Linked DNA regions of Homo sapiens: region 1 is linked to region 2. A link is an interaction called in ENCODE POLR2A ChIA-PET data of the cell type or tissue named here. Cell type or tissue: Caco-2. All regions are shown on one strand. Each heading gives the region's core, and the rest is flanking DNA. Links, peaks and the distances in the headings are about the cores only. Region 1 overlaps CASC15 (cancer susceptibility 15). Region 2 overlaps CASC15 (cancer susceptibility 15).

The links. Peaks named below come from ENCODE experiments on the same cell type or tissue, not always from the same donor. Only the 100,000 strongest peaks of a DNase experiment are listed, where the experiment ranks them.
Region 1: POLR2A ChIA-PET joins it to region 2 with 7 read pairs; 3 of 35 experiments call an interaction of 5 or more read pairs at or near these places.

The regions. Positions count from the first base shown.
Region 1 is chr6:21,962,203-21,967,587 of GRCh38, forward strand. All of the region lies in intron 5 of CASC15 (cancer susceptibility 15), which reads left to right. Among named protein-coding and RNA genes, the nearest start is that of NBAT1, 180 kb to the right of the region's middle. In Caco-2, for the core only: no CTCF peak of the experiment used is centred there; no DNase peak of the experiment used is centred there.
Region 2 is chr6:21,677,144-21,682,528 of GRCh38, forward strand. All of the region lies in intron 2 of CASC15 (cancer susceptibility 15), which reads left to right. Among named protein-coding and RNA genes, the nearest start is that of CASC15, 13 kb to the left of the region's middle. In Caco-2, for the core only: no CTCF peak of the experiment used is centred there; a DNase peak (open chromatin) is centred at 2,118.

The DNA of each region.
Region 1 (5,385 bases), core at 153-5,152, 290 kb after region 2:
ATTTTTGAATCTTAAATATTAGTTAACATATTAACATTTCCACATTTTCTGTGTTTATTTTCTATTAAATGCCATTCAAGTTATTTTTATTTTACTTGTTTTTTTTTGAGACGGAGTCTCGCTCTGTCACCCAGACTGGAGTGCAGTGGCCTGATCTCAGCTCACTGCAAGCTCCGCCTCCTGGGTTCACGCCATTCTCCTGCCTCAGCCTCCCGAGTAGCTGGGACTACAGGCACCCGCCACCACGCCCAGCAATTTAGCTGTCTCAAAAAGAATAAAAAAAAAAAATAAAAGGACCCATTTTAAGTTCCCTTAACATTTATTTTTCACGTTTTTTTTTTTTTGAGATGGAGTCTCGCTCTGTCGCCAGGCTGGAATGCAGTGGCGTGATCTCAGCTCACTGCAACCTCCACCTCCCGGGTTCAAGCGAGTCTCCTGCCTCAGCCTCCCAAGTAGCTGGGACTACAGGTGCATGCCACCACGCCCACCTAATTTTTGTATTTTTAGTGGAGACGGGGTTTCAACATGTTGGCCAGGATGGTCTCGATCTCTTGACCTCATCATCTGCCCGGCTCAGTCTCCCAAAGTGCTGGGATTACAGGTGTGAGCCACCACACCTGGCTATTTTTCACTTATTTTGTACAGTGCATTAAAGATATCATTTTGTATTTTTAGTAGAGACGAGGTTTCACCATGTTAGCCAGGATAGTCTAGATCTCCTGACCTTGTGATCTGCCTGCCTCAGCCTCCCAAAGTGCTGGGATTACAGGCATGAGCCACCACGCCCGGCCCATTCAAGTTATTTAAGCAAATATTGAACAGGACAGAGTAAGTAGAAACTTAAAGGTATTCTTTAGTCTTCAGATCTATAATTTGACTTTGTCACATCTACTTAATTAAAAACACTCATTGCGGGAAGAATGGTACAACAAGCTTTCATCTGGGATTATTTTTCTTCTGCCTAAAAGGTCGTTTTTGAATTTCTTCAGTTCAGGTATTCTGGTGATACAATCCCTCTGACTTTATTTAAAGGACTCTATCTTGCCTTTATTTTTAAGAAGTATTTTCACTGGGCATAGAATTCTTGGAAATTATTTTCTTTCAGTGCATTAAAGATATCATTTCTGATATCAAACCTTCTGGCTACCATGTTTCCATTGAGAGTCTTATATTTGCCATTTGAAAACTCTCTTCCCATAAGCACCGCCATCCCTGACAGCTTTAAAAAATGTTCTCTTTTCCAGTAGTTTTGAAATTTCATTTGTCTTTGAACTATAATGTTCTAGGTATAGATTTCCTTCTATTTACCTTACTCAATATTTGTAGCACTTCTTTTACTTGCGGCTTGAAGAAATTTATTTTGGAAAATTCTCTCCTATTATCCCTTTAGTATTGCTTTTACCTAATTCTCTTCTCTTTTCTGGGATTCTAATTAAATGTGTATGAAACTATGTTCCACGTTACTTTCTGTTTTTCTCTCCATGCTTTAATCTGGATATTTTCTTACATATTATTCATTTTTCTTTTATCTCTTTAGCTGTATACGATATGCTGCTGGACCCATCTTTTGAATATTTTCCTACCAGTAGTTATATTTCAAATTATAGAGTGCTCCTTTTGATTCATTTTACATGGAATCCTTTAGTTTTGCTGTCTGATTTATTAAACATATAAATCACAGTTTATACTTAAATCTCCTTCTGTTAACTACAATATCTTACTTCCCTATGGGTCTGTTTCTGTTGTTTCTTTTCTCTTGCTTTTTGGTTAATTCTTATTTTTGTAAGCAAAATTCTTATTTTATAAAATAAGCATCTTATTTTTATAAGCGTGAATGCTGGGCATTGTGTATTAAAATATAGAGACAATTTTACCTGTGTGTGATGTGGATTTCCTTTTCTTCTGGGGCTGGGCGGACAGGGTAAGGATGGATCACCTTGATCTGTGCAGGGATTAAACTGTTCTGAAGATGGGCTTTAGTCTTTGTGAGGGCTGCTTCTGGTTTATGCTTACTTCTTTGGGTTAGCACTTTGGAATCACAGCTGAAAGTGGGGGTTGCAGGACCTTTTTCCCTTAGCAGGCTATGAACTCTGATTTTTGCCTGTCCTGCTCTCGGAAGCTGAAATAAACCTGTTCAACTTAGTTTTCCACTGTCTGCAATAGAGTCAGCAAGTGGGTTAAAGAGAAGTCAAATGTCAGGCTCCCTTCTCTCCACAGTCATGACCTTTCAAATCATTGTACCTTGATAGTCCTCTAATACCTTCAAGCAGAGGCTGTTTTAACGATTTATTTTCCTGGTTATTTTAGCTCGCTGTTGGGAAGGTTGGTCTGATCTAATCTAGCCCATTATATTGAAGTAGAAGTTGAAGTACTTCTTTAAGGCACTCTAATCCTACATGTTTTGATACCTTGATGCTATGTTCAATAATTTCAAATGCCAAGTTGCTGTTAACCTGTGCCATCTTGAACTCTTGTTTATCAGAAGTTTTTGATCAAGCTACTGAAAATTTTGTATAGCCATAACGAAAACACCTCAATGTTATGTCATATGTTTGCATTTAAAGATAGTTTACAAATTTTACTCATATTATTGCATTTAATCTTTACAACAGTCATGTGATGTCAAATATCATGATTAAGTTCTCCATGGAGACTTATCTGTAATTTTAGTGAATAAAGAAAATCTGTATTAATTTACCTCTAGTTAAGTGAATATTCTGGAAAATGGGAATGAAAAGAAGGGGGTATTTGAGAGCAATTTAACAGGTTAATATTGAGATTAACCCGTTTGTGGAATGCAGAGTGGTGATCATTTTGCTTGGGTAAACGACGAGGATGGTTATTCTTCCTTTAAGTAAAAGGAGATTCTATTAAGAGGAGAATTAAATTTTGGCAGGTTAATAATGAATGGATAAAATTAGTACTGAATTGTGCTCCCAGAAGGGAGAATTACTGTGGGCTAAAAAGAGCTTTGTGGTGGAGTTGAGATTATTATTGGACGTTTTGAGGAGGAGAGGAAATGAGAAGGAGGCAGGGCAATCTTAGGGGAGAATCTAAAATTAGAAACCACTCCCCCTCCTCCTTCCTCCCCTCCTCCTTCCTCCCCTCCTCCTTCTTCCCCTCCTCCTTCTTCCCCTCCTCCTTCTTCCCCTCCTCCTTCTTCCCCTCCTCCTTCTTCCCCTCCTCCTTCTTCCCCTCCTCCTTCTTCTCCTCCTCCTTCCTCTCCTCCTCTCCCCCCACCACCCCTTTCATTAAGGGCTTACAAAGTACCAGGCACTGTGCTATGTTTGTGCATACATCCTTATTTAATTTTCAACCCTATAAGATAGTTAATCTAATGGTCCCTATTTTATTTATTATTTATTTATTTTTGTGAGACAGAGTCTCACTCTGTTGCCCATGCTGGAGTGCAGTGGCATGATCTCGGCTCACTGCAGCCTCCACCGCCCAGGCTCAAGTGATTTTACTCCCTCAGCCTCTGGAGTATCTGGGATTACAGACGTGTGCCATCACGCCTGGCTAATTTTTGTATTTTTAGTAGAGACGGCGTTTCACCGTGTTGGCCAGGCTGGTCTTGAATTCCTGACCTCAGGTGATCCACCTGCCTTAGCCTCCCAGAGTGCTGGGATTACAGGTGTGAGCCACCACGCCCAGCCAGCCAGTGGTCCCTATTTTATAGCCTTGTCCATTTGTCAGGCAATGAAACCACTGCCTTAAAATGGAGCCAACCGCTGAAGCATAACTTTGATAATGAGATTGTTGTCAATTATAGGGGTCCCTGAACTGAGTCCAAGTGAGTGCATTCAGATTTTCACCTGAAGACAACTGGCCATGCAAAGTGCAATTTTCAGAAGATGGTGTAGACAGTAGAGTGCCCGATAGGTGGGATGCTGGTTGGGAGGTGGAGAACGTAGAGCACAGGGCACGGTTGGGGGCCACCTCTGCAGTACACAGTACATAAGGAAGTCCCCCTGCTGGAGCGGAACCAGCAGGAAGAGAAAAGATGGGGCTGATGTGAGATTTCAAAGCCAGAAAAGTCAGGACTTAGTGACTGTGAAGATGTGAAAGGTGACGGAGAGGAATGTTATAAAGAGGGTTTCAAGCCTGGGACAGAAGTTCTCCAAACTGTTGTTTCCTGCCTCTGTCCTTCCTGCATTCCTACCCTCCTAACTCAACAGGTGAGTAGGTGAGCGTCTCTGTCCACGACTCCTTTCAGTTGCTACTCTCAGCCAAGTCTGGCCTGCAGCTCCCCTCAAACATCCTCCTGCCCTAGAATGTTCTCAGCGATTCCCTCCTGTTTTTACTTTCTGTTAAGTGTGTATTTCCAATTTAGTATTGTGATTTCCTCCTTTTTCCCTTTCCCTTTTTTCCTTTTTCTTCCACTCCCAACCTTCCTCTTTTTCATTAATTTTTTTTTAATTTAAAATGTTTTGAACATATAAACTCAGTACTACATTGAGCTTTTTGGGTGCAGGGACCGTGATTTCTGTAGACTTCTATTTCTGTGATCCAGTACTATGTCTAACATGTATTACATGCTGAACATATGAATGAATAAATGGGAAATCCTGGGGAGTGTACCAGAAATAGGTATAAAGACATAAAGTTCATAGCAATATAGAAGTAGAAACCGACTATCATTGATTTTATTGTCAAGAGGTGTTCTTCCTTTTTCTCTTACAAAAATCCATATGGATTTCAGTATATTTCATCTCTGACTACTCCATAGAATAACAGTTAACTCCACAAATAATATATTTTGAGACAATAATAACCAAGAAGAACAAAATCAACAGAACACGCTATACCATAATATTTTTGATGGGTTCTTCTTACAGCTGATTTTACCCCTTCTAGTCCAAATTTTTGCTTGATAAAGGTCCTGCTGGATAAAGATTCTGATAAGCTACAAAATGCCCAAATGTTGGACAGTAGAAGGGAGGGAAAGAGGGAAAACACTTTGCAGAATGGTTCATTTGCTTCATGGAGTTGAATATCATCGAGTCCTAGGGAAAGCCTGCTGTTTTTGGAAAGTGGACAAAAAGAGGGATTGCATAGAGCTTGGAATTTAAGAGAGAAACTGTGGAACAAAGATGTAACGACATTCATTAATTTAGATCTAGATTGAGAATTTTTATATTAGGAAAAAAATGCCAATAAAAACAATTTGCCGCCTCATCTGAAATCCAGCATTATGTGCTTAGAAATTACTGCCTCTGATCATTAGCCGGCAGGCGGGCCTTCCCCAGAGGTCTGTCTTGTGGTAGGGAAATCAAACAGCCATGCTGGCAGCAGTTTTATCCTTTTCTGGAAGGAGATTCGCACTCTCGGCTTTGTGTGTAGTTATCTGACTATCTCTTCTAATGCTGGAGTGTTAGCATGTGC
Region 2 (5,385 bases), core at 94-5,093:
CATCATGGTTCCTGGTCAGCTGGTAACCTGGACCTAGGAAAGAAACGGTGAATATTTGTCTTTTTTTTTGAGATGGAGTCTCACTCTCTCTCTCGCCCAGGCTGGAGTGCGGTGGCGTGATCTTGGCTCACTGAAGCCTCTGCCTCCTGGGTTCAAGTAATTCTCTGCCTCAGCCTCCTGAATAGCTGGGATTACAAGTGCCCGCCACCACACCCAGCTAATTTTTGTATTTTTAGTAGAGACAGGGTTTCACCATCTTGGCCAGGCTGATCTTGAACTCCTGACCTCATGGTCCACCCGCCTCGGCCTCTCAAAGTGCTGGGATTACAGGCGTGAGCCACCTTGCCCGGCCGAATATTTGTCTGAATACAAACACACGCGCACACATGCACACGTTTAAGTATACTATTTGATGATTTTTGGAGTGGGGAGACTTATAGAATTGTACTACTTTCACCATTTCCAGAACTTTATTTTTATTTTATTTATTTATTTATTTTTGAGACTGAGTCTCGCTCTGTCACCCAGGCTGGAGTGCAGTGGCGTGATCTTGGCTTACTGCAAGCTCCACCTCCCAGGTCCACGCCATTCTTCTGCCTCAGCCTCCCGAGTAGCTGGGACTACAGGTGCCTGCCACCATGCCTGGCTAATTTTTTGTATTTTTAGTAGAGACGGGGTTTCACCGTGTTAGCCAGAATGGTCTTGATCTCCTGACCTCGTGATCCACCCGCCTTGGCCTCCCAAAGTGCTGGGATTACAGGCGTGAGCCACTGCGCCCGGCCCCATTTCCAGAACTTTCTATCATTCCCTAAAGATCCCTTGTGTCCACTGTGGTCAATTTCTATTCCCATCCACCAGTCACAGGTAACTACTAGTTTCTATCTCTATATATGTCTACATTTTCAGAACAGTTTATGGAGGTGGAATCTTACAATTAGTGTGGCCTTTTTGCCTGGCTTCTTTTGCTCACCATAAAGTTTATGAGATCAGTCTGTGTCATAGCATGTATCAGTAGTTTGATCCTTTTCATTGGTGTGTAGTGGTGCATCGTGTGGACATACCATGTTTTGTCTGTCTAGTCACCAGGTGATGGATATGTTAGTTGTTTCCGTTTTTGCAGCTACCACGAATAATACTGCTATGAGCATATGTGCATAACTCTTTGTATTGGCTGGGCATGGTGGCTCATGCCTGTAATCCTAGCACTTTGGGAGGCTGAGACTGGTGGATTGCTTGAGCCCAGGAGTTCAAGACCAGCCTGGGCAACGTGGTGAAACCTCATCTCTACCAAAAATACAATAAATTAGGTGGGTGTGGTTGCACATGCCCGTAGTCCCAGCTATCCAGGAAGCTGCAGTGGGAGGGTCACCAGAGCCCGGGAGGTCGAGGCTGCAGTGAGCTGTGATGATGCCACTGCCCTCCAGCCTGGGCAACAGAACGAGACTCTGTCTCAAAAAAAAAAAAAGTCTTTGTATAGACACCCGTTTTTATTTCTCTTGGGTGTAGATACCCAGGAGTTGAATTGTGGATTGTATGGTAATTTATATTCAACTATTTTTTTCCTTTCTTTTTTTTTTTTTTTTTTTTGGGACGGAGTTTCGCTCTTGTTGCCCAGGCTGGAGTGCAATGGTGTCATCTCAGCTCACTGCAACCTCTGTCTCCCGGGTTCAAGCCATTCCCCTGCCTCAGCCTTCTGAGTAGCTGGGGATTACAGGCATCCGCCACCACGCCCAGCTAATTTTTTGTATTTTTAGTAGAGACAAGATTGCACTATTTTGGCCAGGCTGGTCTTGAACTCCTGACCTCAGGTAATCCACCCACCTCGGCCCCCCAAAGTGCTGGGATTATAGGCATGAGCCACTGCACCCGGCTATATTCAACTTTTTAAGACACTGCCAAACTGTTTTCCAAAGTGACAATACCATGTTACAGGTTGGAGGTTTCCGTCAGCAATATATGAGGGTTTCAGTGTCTCCAAATCCTGGCCTTTTATGAGTCAGAGGAAAAACTTTCGCAGAAGTCTACAAGAGGACTTCCCAGGGTAACTACAGTAGCCCATGACAAACACTAGTCACTGATAAGCAGACACATCTGAGAGGCTTAGACTGGTCAACTAACACCCCAGGCCCGGGAAGGGGCTCATAATGCTTATCAGTGCCCAGTGTCAGAACACAGTTGAAGGGGGATGGCTATTGGATACGAACCCAGCAAAGGCATTCATATGTCCATGCGTCAGGGTAAGCTTGGATTATTGATTTAAACATACAGATTGGAGCCAGATGCTGTGTGTATGTCACAATCATGATTTTATTTTATTTATTTATTTATTTAGACAGAGTCTCACTCTGTCACCCAGGCTGGAGTGCAATGGCTTGATCTTGACTCACAGCAACCTCTGCCTCCCTGGTTCAAGCGATTCTCCTGCCTCAGCCTCCCGAGTAGCTGGGATTACAGGCACCCGCCATCATGACCGGCTAATTTTTGTATTTTTAGTAGAGACGGGGTTTCACCATGTTGACCAGGCTGGTCTTGAACTCCTGACCTCAGGTGATCCTCTCTCCTCAACCTCCCAAAGTACTGGGATTACAGGCGTGAGCCACCGCGCCCAGCCACAATCATGATTTTAGAAGTTACAAACTCTAATGGAAACAATCCACTCTGTTGGAATTTAGGTTATTAAGGTATTCTATGACTAACATAGTAGGAGTTTCTGAGGCCAGGCATGGTGGCTCATGTGTGTAATCCCAGCATTTTGCGAAGCTGAGGTGGGAGGATCACTTGAGGCCAGGAGTTCCAGAGCAGCCTGGGCAACATAGTGGTACCCCATCTCTACAAAATAAATAAATAAAAATTAAAAGAGTTTCTGAAAAGTAACCTGTCCAAACGAAGAGCAAAACAAGCACAGCTTTGGTAAGTGACTCCATGGGCAGTTGCTAAGCCCCAGCATTCCTTTTCTATGAGGCAACATGTAACTTTTCCAGCATCCCAGCAACAGTTTTTCATAATCTTGGTTAAGTGTAAGTTAACAGCCACCAAATCCTTGGCTTAGGATGTAGAAAGGTATTTAGACAAGGTTAAGTATTGGGCAACTTGGCAGCAACTTGAGAAAAATTATTTGAGCTTGGATGGAATAAAAAAAGACTGTATTTTCATAGTCTTACCTTATTCTTATGTAAATGTCTTTTATTGTGAGGTATGCATGCGTAAGGATAGGTAAATCTACCATGTAGGGGGATATTGATACTCTGTTGTACCCTCTGTTGGAAAATCCAGAACATGCGGGTCAACATGTTTATGATCAGTAGAGTGATATGGTCTCAAGCAATTCATGCTTAGAAGTCCCTGAATATCTGAAGCCAAAATTTTTATAATTGGAATGCATGCATAGATAATTTTGATAATTTATGCATAGCTTCAGATCATTGTGGGGGAAATAATGTTTGAAATGGATTTCTGTGACACTTGTCTTAAATTAATGGGATGACTTTCCATTTTTTCTTCAAATTTGAGTTGGTACCATTACAGACTGTGATAGAATTTTGAAACTGTGGTTTTAATCCTAGTATTTTGGATTACGTAGTGTCTTTTTTTTTTTTTTTTTTTTTTGTCTTGAGACAAAGTCACTGTGGCCCAGGCTGGAATGCAGTGGTGTGATTACGGTTCACTGCAGCCTCTACCTCCCCGGCTCAGGTATTATCCAATCTCAGCCTCCCAGAATAGCTGGGGCTACAGGCATACACCACCATGCTCAGCTAATTTTTGTATTTTTTGTACAGACGCAATTTCACCATGTTACCCAGGCTGGTCTGGCACTCCTTGGCTCAAGCAATAGCAGTCTGCCTGCTGCAGCTCTCCAAGTGCTGGGATTACAGGTATGAGCTACCAAGCCAGGCCATGACTTTTTTTTTTTAACCCAAACAACTCCAGTAGTTCTCTCATTGTAGACTATTTCATTTTAGAAATAAGGAAAACCAAGAGAAATTTAAAGGTTTTTTTTTTTTTTTTTTTGAGACAGAGTTTCACTCTTGTCACCCAGGCTGGAGTGCAGTGGCACAATCTCGGCTCACCGCAACCTCCTCCTCCTGGGTTCCAGCGATTCTCCTGCCTCAGCCTCCTGAGTAGCTGGGATTACAGGTGCCCACTACCATGGCTGGCTAATTTTTGTAATTTTAGTAGAGATAGGGTTTCGCCATGTTGGCCAGGCTAGTCTTGAACTCCTGACCTCAGATGATCCACCCACCTTGGCCTCCCAAAGTGCTGGGATTACAGTGTGTGCCACCATATCTGGCCAAGGTTCTTAATTATTGGTGTTAGTGAATATGAAGTATACATCTTAAAATTTATAGTTCAGTATTCTATTTTTCTCAGAGAAGTGGTAGAGAAGCATTACAGAAGTACTTGTGCAGCAGTATCTTATGCATCATCTTATTTGATTCTCACTGGAATTCCATATAATAGCTGTTAGTAACATTCTCATTTTATAGGCGAAGAAACTGGGGTTCAGCAAAATGTCCAGTTCAAGTTATCAAACTAGTAAATTGCACAATGCAGCTCTTTTGACTTTGCACTAGATATTAGGGATCAGTAATGTAAACCAGGAAGAGAGAATGTTTCCTTGAGAGCTCCCACTCACCCTGATAATTTTTCTAGTTTCACCTTGAGACTTACTCTTATTCTGCAAATACTGTGACTGTATCTTGAGACCCAAACATTTAATGAGGCTTAAAAAGAGGATGGTCTACTTTGCTGGTGGTTTTTTTTTTTTTTTTTTTTTTTTTTTTTTTTGAGACAGAGTCTGGCTCTGTCGCCCAGGCTGGAGTGCAGTGGCACAATCTCAGCCCACTGCAACCTCCACCACCCAGGTTCAAGCGATTCTCTTGCCTCAGCCTCCCAAGTAGCTGGGACTACAGGTGCCTGCCACCACGCCCAGCTAATTTTTTGTATTTTTAGTAGAGATGGGGTTTCACCGTGTTAGCCAGGATGGTCTTGATCTCCTGACCTCGTGATCTGCCCGCCTCGGCCTCCCAAAGTGCTGGGATTACAGGGGTGAGCCACCGCACCCGGCCCTCTGCTGGTGTTTTTAGATTTCAGAGGGAGAGATTGTGTTGCAAGCAGCAGTTGAGAAGCCGGCATGACGGTGAAATCCGTCTGTGTTCAAGAGTTTTACTTGTCAGATTTTAATGGATGGCGTCATTATCTCTAAGGAACTCCCAAAAGATGATACATAGCAATACTCATAGAGTCCCTATTCTGCAGCAAAAGAAAAATGATTTTCAGATCATCCTTTCATCTCCTCTCTTCTTCAAGTCAGATATCCAAGAAAGTTTGGGCAGACTCACAATTCCTAAATTGAAAACCCTGAATCCCTGAATTGAAGATTTCCCT